Regions from separate parts of the Homo sapiens genome. Here all the other regions are linked to region 1. Evidence: chromatin contacts called from ENCODE Hi-C or POLR2A ChIA-PET data. All regions are on one chromosome and are shown on one strand. Each heading gives the region's core, a stretch centred on a gene start or an enhancer-like site at or near the end of the contact. The rest is flanking DNA. Distances are from core to core; before and after follow the strand shown. Region 1 holds the start of C12orf75 (chromosome 12 open reading frame 75). Region 2 holds the start of POLR3B (RNA polymerase III subunit B). Region 3 holds the start of EID3 (EP300 interacting inhibitor of differentiation 3).

Evidence for each region. Hi-C counts contacts between places; a loop is a spot of excess contacts on that map. ChIA-PET counts read pairs that join two places held with the same protein, here RNA polymerase II (POLR2A). Pooled maps may share reads with other maps.
Region 2: a loop to region 1 is called in a pooled map, with 9 times the contacts of the local background. The contact joins the promoter of POLR3B here to the promoter of C12orf75 in region 1. A Hi-C loop is called at or near these places in 2 of 37 single-sample maps with no recorded cell type and 7 of 50 pooled maps. POLR2A ChIA-PET finds 5 or more read pairs at or near these places in 2 of 52 experiments (Panc1 and activated naive CD4-positive, alpha-beta T cell).
Region 3: a map of naive thymus-derived CD4-positive, alpha-beta T cell shows a loop between it and region 1 (7-fold over the local background). The contact joins the promoter of EID3 here to the promoter of C12orf75 in region 1. A Hi-C loop is called at or near these places in 1 of 168 maps with a recorded cell type or tissue (naive thymus-derived CD4-positive, alpha-beta T cell) and 7 of 50 pooled maps. POLR2A ChIA-PET finds 5 or more read pairs at or near these places in 2 of 52 experiments (activated CD4-positive, alpha-beta T cell and activated CD4-positive, alpha-beta memory T cell).

The regions. Positions count from the first base shown.
Region 1 is chr12:105,328,215-105,332,461 of GRCh38, reverse strand. It overlaps C12orf75 (chromosome 12 open reading frame 75), which reads right to left and starts at 1,771. Exons shown (of 6, transcript NM_001145199.2): 1 at 1,525-1,771. The coding sequence starts at 1,570. RefSeq lists an enhancer at 146-689 and silencers at 1,346-1,445, 1,476-2,135.
Region 2 is chr12:106,356,331-106,360,476 of GRCh38, reverse strand. POLR3B (RNA polymerase III subunit B) reads right to left here and starts at 2,729. Exons shown (of 28, transcript NM_018082.6): 1 at 2,526-2,729. The coding sequence starts at 2,597.
Region 3 is chr12:104,300,776-104,305,063 of GRCh38, reverse strand. EID3 (EP300 interacting inhibitor of differentiation 3) reads right to left here and starts at 1,325. Exons shown (of 1, transcript NM_001008394.3): 1 at 1-1,325. The coding sequence starts at 1,129. The coding sequence ends at 128. All of the region lies in intron 4 of TXNRD1 (thioredoxin reductase 1), which reads right to left. RefSeq lists enhancers at 888-947, 978-1,217, 525-1,397, 3,189-3,358, 3,897-4,066 and a silencer at 1,258-1,487.

The sequences.
Region 1 (4,247 bases), core at 522-3,021:
CACTGCGCCTGGTCCATCATTCTGATTTTCATTTGGCAATGGTACCCCCTCCCCATCCCTAAAACTGACAAGCAGTTCATTAATAAATCAAAATGTACATGCATGAAACTAGCCTCATTTTAAGGGAAATCTGCTACAAATCCTTCCTACAATTTTTTTTAATGTGGATAACTTTTCTTCACCTTTTTTAAGTAGGCTACACATGCAGTGGATTGCATACGGCCACAGTACCTAGTAGACTGAGACACAATTTGAGTGCGGGGTGTGGCCCTGACATTGTTTCATACAAGCAGAGCTTTCTGGCCACAGGCAGGTTTGAAGCCCGTCTGCCCTCATTAGCATAAGGTGCTACACTAACCTTCCCCACTGTTAAATGAATCTAAAAAGTTCGCTCTCCTGTGGCTCTCTGCATTGTCACCAGGACAGGATTTAATTCAAGACTCAAATTGAGTCTTAAACTCCATTTTTTACCGGCGTCTGGGTTAAGGGATGTGACAGGCCCAAGGTTACAAAGTCATTGCCAGGGCCTCCACAGCCGCCTAGGAAATACCGCAGCCTCTGACTGCTGTTTGCATTTGCTGGTTAGGCTAGGATGTGGCATCTGGTTGACTTCAATTGGAGGAGATAGGAGCTCTTTATCCAAAAGGACACTGAAATAGGTCAGCAGTTATTACTCAAAACAGATCCAGGGTACCTTAAATCCCGAGACATAGGCAGGGTGAAATAGAAGGGTGAGTTTTGGCAAAAGTCACTTGACACAAAGCCTGGCTGGCCCGGGGAAGCTAGAAGACCTTGCCTGCCAATCAACATGAAGTGGTATAAAAAGAAGTTTCTATTTGTGTGTGTGTGTGTGTGTGTGTGTGTGTGTGTTTAATGAAAAGTATCTTAACAGACTGTTAATAATAAAGCTCTGTCTCACATATGTAAAACATCCTTACTGCTGCAGCTTCTCAGAGAAATCCTAAGAGCAGCCCAGCCGGTCTTCGGCATCAAGGCAGACACAGATGCGTTTTTGCAGCTCTGCTTCTAGTTCTCCCCAACCCCACTCCCACCCTTCCCCGCTTCCTGCCCCACCACCACTGCCCGAAAAGTCCTGTCTTGCTCTGCTGCACTTTTCCAGGTGCAGCGCCTTGGTTCCGAGGAGATGGGGGAGAGGCCTGGAGGAGCAAGTGTGGGAGGTGGGGGAGCGGCCGGGGACCACGTCCGGGAATCCTCTCCCCCAGGAGAGCCCTGAGACCCGCCAGCTGCAGGTGAGCCCCGGCGGCTGCAGGGGAGCCCGCGACAGTCCTCCCCGCGCTCCCTCGGCAGAGACGCCCCGCAGGCTCGACTGCTCCAGGCGCAACCGCCCCCGCGCGGGGGACTTGCCACGCTTTCGGTCTTTCCAGAAACGGGCGGTCTGCTCCTGTCCCGAAAATGGGGACGGGGAGAGGGGGCTGCGCGCCCCCCACCCAAGATCCCTGCACCCTTCCTTCCCGCCGCCTCTCCCGCCCGCCCCCGCCGGCCCCCGCCTCCCGCCGGACTCACCTTGGCCCGCGCCCGCGCTGGTGGCGGTGGAGTTCCCGCAGCCCATCGCGCAGCCGGCCGGGGAAGCCGCGCTCCGGAGCTCTCGGCCGCGGGTCCTGGGGGCGGAGACCCAGACGAAGGGCGGCGCACCCCGAGCGGGAGGCTGACGGGGCCGCGAGGGGCCAGGAACCGAGTGGGGGCCGCCCCCTCCCACCGCCGGGAGACGCGGCCCGGGGCGCAGCGGGCTGCGGGCTGCCGGGCGGAAACCACCCGGCACCCCTCGCCCCGGCCCCGCCCCGCCCGGGGACCCGCCGGACCCACCCGTCGCCCCAGCAACCTCGGCACTGGCCAATCCCCAGCCTCCTGCGCGCTTCGCGGTCGGCCATTGGTCGTTATTACGAGGGGCGGGAGTTTAAAGTGGGCCCCGGGGCGAGGGAGCGGCAAGGGGCGTGGCCGGCGCAGCGGGGTGGGGGTGCCCACCTGCCCACCCTCAGCATCCTCCTCGCCTTGTCTTTGCTTTTCTTTCCTCACTTCCCCTCCCTGCCCCAGGATGTGGGGAGGAGAGGAAGTAGCAGGGGGCACCCTGCACAGTGGACGCCCAATAAATGCTATTGACTGAATGTTGTGCAGGTCTGAAGCCAAAACCGAAATCCCCAGCTGCTTTAACAGAAGGCCAACGCAGCTCTGTTCCCCATACGCACTGCCTGGCAAAAGTTCTTCCCCAGATTGGTCATCTTGACCTATTCCTCTTTAAAACAAATGTCTGCAACGATTTCAATAACTTGGATTCAGGACCTCCTCTCTGATAAATGAGAGAACTGTGGATGGGCACGGTGCTGTACGTTTCAACATGATAGTTGGGCCAGCGTTACTGCAGTCAGACTGTCTGAGTTAAAGTCTTCGTTCTGCCCCGTGATAGCTGCGTGACCTCAGGAAAGTAACTTAACCCATTGGGTACATCCCTTGTTTCACCTATAAAATGACAGTAACTCAGGTACATATAAAGTACCTAACAAAGTTCCCTATCTTTAGTAAATATCAGCTATTATCATTATTATTATTAACTCTAATAGAAATGAATACAAATTCCTTAAAGGGAAAGACTATCTGATTTTTCATAGCGTCCTCCTGGCTTGTAATACAGACTCACTAAATGTTTTGTGAGGTGACTTCAAGCCAGGAATTAAAGCTCCATTTTAAATTCACTTAATATTTGTAGGGAGCCTAGCCTGTGCCAAGTCCTTTGTTAAGTTCCGGGGATACAAATATGTGGGAGACAGTCTAACCAGGCAGATAGATTAAAATAAATTAATTACAATATAGAAGGAATGTTAACAGAGGAATACAGGTGCCATAGAGTCCCAGAGGATGCTGGGATGCTAGTTAAAAGACTTGCCTAAGGCCAGGCATGGTAGCTTACACCTGTAAACTAGCACTTTGGGAGGCTGACACGGGCGGATCACGAGGTCAGGAGTTCGAGACCAGCCTAACATGGTGAAACCCTGTCTCTACTAAAAATACAAAGATTAATTGGGTGTGGTGGCATACACCTGTAATCCCAGCTACTTAAGAGGCTGAGGCAAGAGAATCACTTGAACCTGAGAGGTGGAGGTTGCAGTGGGCCGAGATAGCACCACTGCACTCAAGCCTGGGTGACAAAGCGAGATTCTGTCTCAAAAAAACAAAACAAAACAAAAAAAAAACAGACTTCCCTGAAACCATACTGTTGTGTTTACATAAAAATAAAAATATGAACCAGAATCAAGGACTTGGCAGGTTTTTGAACATGGCCTTTGAGGCAATGGTGCGTTCTATCATTCAGGATGCAAAATATACAGCATTCTCCATTTGAAAATTAGCTGTGGTAGCCATGTGCTGAGAGGATAATTAATTCTTGGATAAATAAAGGCATTTTTTAGTTGACTTCTAGAAGTACTGCTTCTCTACCAGCCTGTGCTGTCTTGGTTCAGTGTCCATCCTAATACATAGCCAGAACTGGGGAAAAGGGAACTATCAAGTAGCCGAAAGATATTCTCCTGCTTATTTCTGTGCTGACACTAGACTCCAGCCTTAGGACACTTGTAAGAGACAGAAAATGGACCTTGACACCTAGAAACTGGCCTAGAAGCTGTGACACTCAACAGCTGGGCCTTTGCATTCTCCTGTTAAACACAGTTGCATAGAACACCAATATCACACAAGGCCACTCTATAAACTATGAAATGAGACAAAAAACAAGGTGACTCGGTAATCTTGTCTAAGTGCTGACAAAAACAAGGTCATTGTGCAAACCCCCAAAACACCAAACATCTCCCCATCCTGCCTGATAGGATTGTCTGCTGCTGCTTTACCAGTTATGGTTTTAGCCCTGTTCTTGTCTTCCTGCCTAGAGATGAGGTTCATTAAGAATCTCTAATCATAGAATTGTCCCTGCTTCCTGACAATATCCAATGTAGAAAAAAAAAAAAGTTCTGCTTCCTTAAATCCCAACCAAAATCACCTATTATGAACCTAAATCCTGTAGGTTCTTTTCTAACACTCACTTACTGAGATATCTCATGGTTCCTCGTAGTGTGCATTCTGCCCTATAATGTTATAGATTATGTGATCTATCCATTATTTCAACAAGCACTATTGAGTATCACCTTAAGAGCTCCAGCCATGAGGACTTACCTGTTGGGTACAATGTACACTATTTGGGTGATGGTTACACTAAAAGCCCAGACTTCACCACCACCCAATAC
Region 2 (4,146 bases), core at 1,480-3,979, 1.0 Mb before region 1:
CTTCCTAGGGAAGTTATATTATAGATATGTGGGATTTAATCTACAAATAGGAAGGGGAGAGCGATCCAGAAGAAACTGAGCAGAGTAGAAAGATCTCAGGGGAGGGAGAGGGGGGAACCATGGGAAAAGAGACTAGAGAAGTAAGCACTGGTCAGACTGAGGAAATTTATTACAAACATGGTAAACACTAGATTTTGCCCTAAGAGCAATAGGCAGAGATTGAAGAACTTTAACCAAGGGAGCAACATAACCATGTTTGTGTGTTTAAACGGACAGCTCTGGCTGCAGAGCAAGGAACAGACTGGATTGGGACAAGTCAGGTGCCAGGTAGGCCAGTTAGGAAGTAAGAGAGGACAGTCGTTCTGGGCTGGAAAACGGTGGGAATGAAGTTTCAGATATGCATAGATTAAGAACTCAGGACTTTTTAGAGGTGATGGTGGATTGGATACAGAGTGCAGGAAGAGGAACTGTTATTCTTCAATCAGAAGGCTGGAATTATAGCACTGTTCACTTCATAGCTGTGTAAATTCAGATAAGAAATAGAAATCTCCCAGGCTTATTTCTTCAGCTCTCTGGAGAAGCGGTCCGATAGCAGTTAGGGATGAAGACTCGAGTCAGACTGACAAGAGTCCAAATTCCAGATTAGCCACTACCAGGCTTCTAATGCAAGGCTATTTACTTAACATCTTTGGGCCTCTCTGGCAAAATGGGGGTGAAAATAGTACTTATTTCAGAGGATTAAATAACATAATGCATGTTATGGTTAAACAGAACCTGGCACATTAGCAAGTGCTCAGTGAATGCTGGCTCTTTGATATTCACTTTTCACGGTTAAAATACAGTTTTGCAGCCGGGCACGGTGGCTCACGCTTGTAATCCCAGCACGTTGGGAGGCCGAGGCGGTGGATCACGAGGTCAGGAGTTCGAGACCAGCATGGCCAACACAGTGAAACCCCGTCTCTACTAAAAATACAAAAATTAGCTGGCGGTGATGGTGGGCGCCTGTAATCCCAGCTACTTGGGAGGCTGAGGCAGGAGAATTGCTTGAACCCGGGAGGCAGAGGTTGCAGTCAGCCGAGATTACACCACTGCACTCCAGCCTGGGCGACAGAGCTAGACTCCGTCTCAAAAAAAAAAAAAAAAAATAGTTTTGCCTGATGATCAGCAGCCTATTGCATGCACTTATAGACTGAATCTGTTGGAACTGCTAATTCAACTTCCTTAACTTGTCAAACTATTATAAAGAGGTTTTGTTTTGTTTTCCTTGAGACAAGGTCTCAGTCACCCAGGCTGGAGTGCAGCAGCACAATTACGGCTCACTGCAGCCTCGACCTTCCAGGCTCAAGTGATCCTTCCACCTCAGCCTCCTGAGTTGCTGGGACAAGTGCACGCCACCACACCCAGCTAATTTTTGTATTATTTGTAGAAACAGGGTTTTGCCATGTCGCCCAAGCTGTTCTCAAACTCTTGAGCCCAAGTGATCCGCCCGCCTTGGCCTCCCAAACTACTGGTATTACAGGCCACCACGCCTAGCCAAGGAGGTTCTTATAATCCGATAGACTTACTGATCATGTCACTTTCCTGCTTAAACCCTTCAAAAGCTCTGCTCCAAGACAAAGTCCAAGCTCTGTCAGATGTTTATTGAAACTTTTCATAATCAAGACCCTTACTTAACCCTGTCTTTTATCTCTTCTCCTCTATTTTTCTTCACTCTAATACTACTGGATTTACTTTCCTTCCTCAAAAACATCCAATGGTCTTGCCGAGGAGGTTTCAAGTATCCTGTTCTCTTTCCCTGAAATCTCTCCTTTGCTATCTTCTCCGGCCACGTCTCCACTTCCCTATTCCACGTCAGTGTAGATTTTGAGGCTCAGAGAGATTACAAAATGTGCCTTATCAGATAACAAAATATGTCGACAGCCGCACTTCACTGGGCAGCTCGCTGTGGGGCAGCTGTCCTTAACTTCCGAGAAGCTGATGAAAGCTGTGGAGTCTCTCCCCCAGAAAACACACAGGCAAATTCTTTAGTAAATATTGAGGGCGTTTAAAATTCCCCTGCAACCCAAACTGGAACTTCAAGTTAAAAGGAAAGATGACTAGCTTGGAATTCAGACGATCTGGTTTTACCCCCACAGCCGGCTGTGGTGCCTCATGCAAATGGCCTGAGCTCCCTGGCCCCGTGTCCTCTGTAAGACTGCAAACATGCAATACGTCCCCCACAGTAAGTGCGAGGGTCAGTCCTCCCCACGCACACCTATGCTGGAAGAGCTCCAACCCTAGAGCCAGCAGCGGGGCTTCTCGGCCCCCGCAGCGGCTGACAGCTCCTCTGGGATCAGCCTTCACTCGCGCACGCGGAGGCCGGCTCTGGAAAAAAGACTCGCAAGCGCGACGCTCTGGGCATGCGCAGAAGCCCGGCGCATGCGCACAAACCGCCAGCCCGCCCCCTTGGCGGCCCGAGCACTCCGGGCAACGCCCCCTCAGGGCGCATCCTTGTCCCTGACGCTCCCTGCGTGCCTGGCACTGACCTCTACAGTCGGGATCGGCGCCGCCAGCTGCTCCGGAGTCAGGTTCCCAAACTCCTCCGCTAGCACGTCCATGCTGCTCACGAAGGAGGAAGAAACAGATAGAACCTCCGCGCCCGCCTTCCCTGCACCAAGCAAACTGCAAGACTCCCGGCGAACGGTGCGCGGAGGCCTAAACTGTCCCCGCCGTGCGTGTTAGCTAGAGACGCGGTAGAAAGGTTCCGCCCGCTCCCTGCCCGAATCTGCGGTGGAACCCGGATGTGGCCGAGGCCGAGTAAGGAAAGTACGCCCTCTGGTGTAGCTCGGAGGTCTGGCGCAGGGAATCCTAAGCCCCAGCTGTCAGGTTTCTTGCCAATTCTCTGGTAATTGAGACCAGCAAAACATAGTGGTTGTCATTTTAAAAGTAATCCGAAGAAAAGTGTAAACGCATAATTTACGCAACTTGAACCACTGAGGCAGAGAATTATTTAATGTAGTCCAAAATTCTATGCATTGTTTAGTATGGAAGAGCAGGAAACGTCCCAAATGCCTACCAATAGAAGATTGATTAAATAAATGATGGTACATGCGTGTAATGGAAGAGTGTTGAAAATTCTCAAAAGCACTAGATGGAAGATGTAGGAGTAAATACCCAGCGCATGGAGAAATTTAATATGAAAAGATGACATTTACGTTAGTAGGGGAAGGATGGCCTGTCCAGTAAATAATGTTTGAAGAGCTGATTACCCATTTGGGGAAAAAATACATGTAAGTGAATCTTTTGTGGATTAAATATTGAAATGTTAACAAAAACTTAGAAGAAAATGTAAGTGCAGATATTCATAACATTGAGATGTTGAAGACTTTCAAGACGGCAACAGTCAAATCATAAAGGATTTTATAATCTAAACACGATTTTATGATTCCACGGAAAATTTTTAATTTTCTGAACAGATTTTAAAAAATCACCAACAAATAGAATTAATAAAAAATAAATTGGCAGAAGACAAAGGGCTGGTCTCTCTAATTTAAAATGAGCTCATACAAATCAACAGAAAGAAAAATCCTATTAGAAAAAACAAGGCAAAATGCACCAATTAATTAATGGGTACGGAGTTTCGGTTTGGGAAGATGCAAAAGTTCTGTAAATGGAGAATGGTGATGGTTGCACAACAGTGTGAATGTATTTAATGCTGCTGACCTGTACATCATTTTAAAGGGTTAAAATGCTAAGTTTTATGTATATTTTACAACGATAAGAAAAGTTATGAAAATTTGTAAGTACATATATGCTTTCCAATTTCTCCCTCATAAAGGTAGAACCCTTGCACCAGGTTAATTATTCTTATTTACTAAAGAGCTACTTAAATTTCAGTACTTGTATTTTCTTTTTTTTTTTTTTTTTTTTTTTTTTTGAGACGGAGTCTCGCTCTGTCGCCCAGGTGGGACTGCGGACTGCAGTGGCGCAATCTCGGCTCACTGCAAGCTCCGCTTCCCGGGTTCACGCCATTCTCCTGCCTCAGCCTCCCGAGTAGCTGGGATTACAGGCGTGAGCCACCGCGCCCGGCCGTATTTTCTAAGTATTGCACTGATATCTGAAATACGAGAAGAATGGAAAAAACACCAAAAGTAGAATCAACCCTGC
Region 3 (4,288 bases), core at 76-2,575, 1.0 Mb after region 1:
CAATGTCTGATGTTCTTGAAAATACTTTTTCACTTTACAAGAGATACAATATGTGCTTCAGTTTACATTTTACTCTCCATCTAACTTCAGAAAAAAAACACAAAAAGGATGCTATACTAAGAAATCTTTAGTATGAGGAGTATGTAATCATAGCCTCAGAAATTTCAAAAGCTGCCACAATGTTTTTCCACTCCTGTAAAGTCAAAGATATAACTCCCTGTTTCCTGCCATGGCAACTGGAATCATTTCCCTCACCCATTTGGTTAACATTCATCGGCTCTAATATTGGCAGCCTGTCTTCATCAAGCCTTATTCTTGCAAAACCATCTCTTACAATAAAAGAAACATAAAATATATTCTCCACAGTACGAGAAAAAGAGTTTGGATCAATCACAAACTCAAAATAGGACACAGGAGTATCAGGATACTTTCGAAAGTAGGTTTGCAACAATCCCAAAATCCTTTCTACGTTTTTTTCTGTCGCTTCTGGATAACTACTCAGGTCCAACTTCTGCAACTTTGTAGGCATGTTGCCATTTTCTTCCATCTTGCGAACTTTTTTCTGGTGTTCAAGTCGGGGCTTTGGTGCAGAACGTTCTAGCTTGAATGAACCAAAAACAAAATGGAATGTCTCAGCTTTTACCATCCAGGATGTTGCTTCCTTTTCTATTGCCTTCCAGAAGGAAAGAGCTATGCTATCATCACAATCACTCAACTTGTCAGGATCGCCTTCCATCCAATTCAGACCCACGAACAGAAACAGAAAGTCACAAAATGCTAACTGATTAAAGAAGTTCATATCTGAGTTTAACTGCTTTGCCTTTTCTTTACCCAAATCAGAAGCCATAACAAGAAACCGGGCGTCGAGGGCTGCTTCTCTGGTTCGGCTCACGCCATCAAAGAGGACGTTGGCTTCCTCCAGAGCCTCGGTTAAGGAGTTGTTCGCCGAGCTCACGATGTCCTCCCGGTTCTGCCGCACGCAGTACATGAGCTGCCGGTACTGCCTGCGGATGCTGCGGCACTTCTCCTCGTCAGCGGTGAGCTCCAGGAGCTTTGGGTCTACGTCGGCCTCCCCAGAGCTGAGGTCGTCGGAGCAGCCCGCGGCCCTCACTGACACATCCATCTTCATCAGCGCTCCCTCCGCCGCCGCCTACTTCGCCGCGTACTCGCTACCGGGGATGATCACGAGCTGCTCCTCTCCTTTCTCTTCGTCTCCCTTCCGGGAAGCTTTTTCAACCAACATGCCGGCCACGGGTATCTCTGAGGTAACGGCCCTCCCAGCGTGTGGAAAGTGGCGGCAGTTAGAGCCGAGGACGCCCGCCCATGCGCACTAGCGGCCCGGCCCGGCGCGACCCGCCCCCAGCACGCTCCGCGGGAAGACAGCCCCGCCCCGGCCCGGCCCAGCCACAAGCCGAGGCGCTCGCTCATAGACCAGCGCGGCGCTCCCAACACGCGCAATGATGGGCCCTGACCTCACACGCGACTAATGCCCGCTCAGGGGACAGCTATTCTTTTTCAAAGCGTTTACCGACTGGATCACCTCACTTTAAAAAAAAACACTTTTGGACAACTTTACACAAAACTATTGAGGAGACTAAAGGTCCTGCGCTTTAAAACGCTCGCTGCCATCATATACTGCAGTGAGGTCGACCTGGTTTTGGTTTTTTGTGAACTAAATCTGGCTGGACTGTAAACCGTCGGTAAGGCCAAGGACCGTGAAAAGCAGAAACTCCATTAAGCAGGCTAAACTCTCAGTTCTTTTGCAAGGTGGTGTTTGGACTCATTATACAAATGTAAATCGGGTTAATTACTTTCACATGTCCTCTTAAAAACCAAGCCCCCTCCAATACCCATCCTGAGTATCTGTGGGATCGGGGGAGCCTCCAATATCCGTGCTAACCCCTGCAGGAAACTGGGTGCTGGGCACGGGCATTACTCAGGTGAACTTTGGTTCTCCACTACCCAGGAGTGGAAGAATAGAATGGGTAGAGATCTCTGCAAAAGAGCTATTTACTTGGAAGCTTGCCAACAGCTAAAGGCCACCGACACTGAATGGGTAGTAACTCTGAACCCTAAAAGGTGGGCAAAGCTATGAAAATTTCAGATACAGTCTAAGGATATGAAAGCTTAATCTGTAAACTGGGTGAGTAATCTGCGTGGGAAAATTTACCCATTGGATTTAATGGGGTCACTGGAAACTCAAGTGCAGTTAAAGACGTGACTCCTTATCTGTCTCACCAGCAGCAAATAGCAAAGTATACATAACAATGGGAATGGCCGGGCGCGGTGGCTCACGCCTGCAATCCCAGCACTTTGGGAGGCCGAGGCGGGCGGATCACGAGGTCAGGAGATCGAGACCATCTTGGCTAACCCGGTGAAACCCCGTCTCTACTAAAACTACAAAAAATTAGCCGGGCGCGGTGGCAGGCGCCTATAGTCCCAGCTACTCGGTAGGCTGAGGCAGAAGAATGGCGTGAACCCAGGAGGCGGAGTTTGCAGTGAGCCGAGATCGGGCCACTGCACTCCAGCCTGGGCTATAGAGCGAGACTCCGTCTCAAAAAAAAAAAAAAAAAAAAAGGGAATGAATACATCTGGTTTTTAAAGAGAACATGCACACAAACAACCCATGAGCATCAACAGCTTTTCAAACCTGCAACAGGTACACCTTAAAAAAAAAAAGACACCCACAATTGCACCTGTCCAATTGCCAGTTTCATAGCACCAGGAAGTAAATTAGCCCTACCTTCCTTTATGCATATAGACTTGTTCTATTTCTTTAGCATTAGCAGAAAGTTTTTTGTAAATGTATAAACAGCAAAATCTAGTAGTATTAAGTTACTCCAAAATCCTTATATTACCATTTGCTCCCAATTATTTTATTAACTAGGGGTAATTCAGGGAGATACGTGCATTTTTCAAAACACCATGCATTACGGTTAGTTGTACATATATATGATCCTACCCTATTAGATTGTTGGCTTCTCAAAAACAAAAGCTGCGTTTTAGATCTTCCAAACATAGCTGTTTTTACACGGAGATGCACTTATGTACTGAATGTATAACTTAAAATAGATTTAAAACTATCCCAGCATCTACTGCAAGTTATTTGGCAGCAAAGATTTAAGTTCACAGATTCGTGGAATTAATCCTACACACTGAAAGGAAAAGTTGACTGCTCTTCAGAAAAAGTTCTTATCCCTCTTCTAAAATAAAGGAAAAATGAAAGAAAGGTAAGTTGAGACCCAGGATCATTCAAGGATCGTATCTGTCCCTAGTCTGGCCAATTACAAACTAGTATTTGAACTTGTTTTAAATCTTAGGTGAAAATACAGTTAAGAATTCCAAGACCCAAATCCAAAAAAGTCTGCTTTTACAGTGAACGATATTCTTAGGAGCTTCTCACATCCACTTTAAATTCAACAAAAGCAGCCGGGCACGGTGGCTCACGCCTGTAATCCCAGCACTTTGGGAGGCTGAGGCGGGCGGATCACGAGGTCAGGAGATCAAGACCGTCCTGGCTAACACGGTGAAACCCCGTCTCTACTAAAAATACAAAAAATTAGCCGGGCGTGGTTGCAGGCGCCTGTAGTCCCAGCTACTCTGGAGGCTGAGGCAGGAGACTAGCCTGAACCCAGGAGACGGAGCTTGCAGTGAGCCAAGATCGCGCCACTGCACTCCAGCCTGGGCGACAGAGCGAGACTCCATCTCAAAAAAAAAATTCAACAAAAGCTACTTACAAAAGAACTCTAACAGATAAGCCAACCCTTCCCACCCTATGGTGCCTATTTTCTTCTGGCTCAGAGGAAGGAAAATAGGCTGACACCAATTTGCTACATAAAGACCCTTTCATCTAAGAATTTCAAAATGCCTTAGAAAACTATATTCTCCCAACCTGCTTATAAAGTATTACTAATACCATTTACAGGGATTTCTCAGGAGATAACAGCCCACACAACTTGCTCAGAGCAACAGAGCATATCGAGGCAAACATTAAGTTGTGATTTACAGTGCTGAATGCATTCTATGCTAGATCTCCAAGAACTTTATTAACATGTAACTTAGATCATCCTAAGAAAGGCAGACTTGCATTATGTTCCACCTTTAAAAATCTGCCTTTAGGCCAGGTGCGGTGGCTGACACCTGTAATCCCAGCACTTTGGGAGGCCGAGGTGGGTGGCTCACCTGAGGTCAGGAGTTTGAGACCAGCCTGATCAATATGGAGAAACCACGTCTCTACTAAAAATAGAAAATTAGCTGGGCGTGGTGGCACATGCCTGTAATCCCTGCT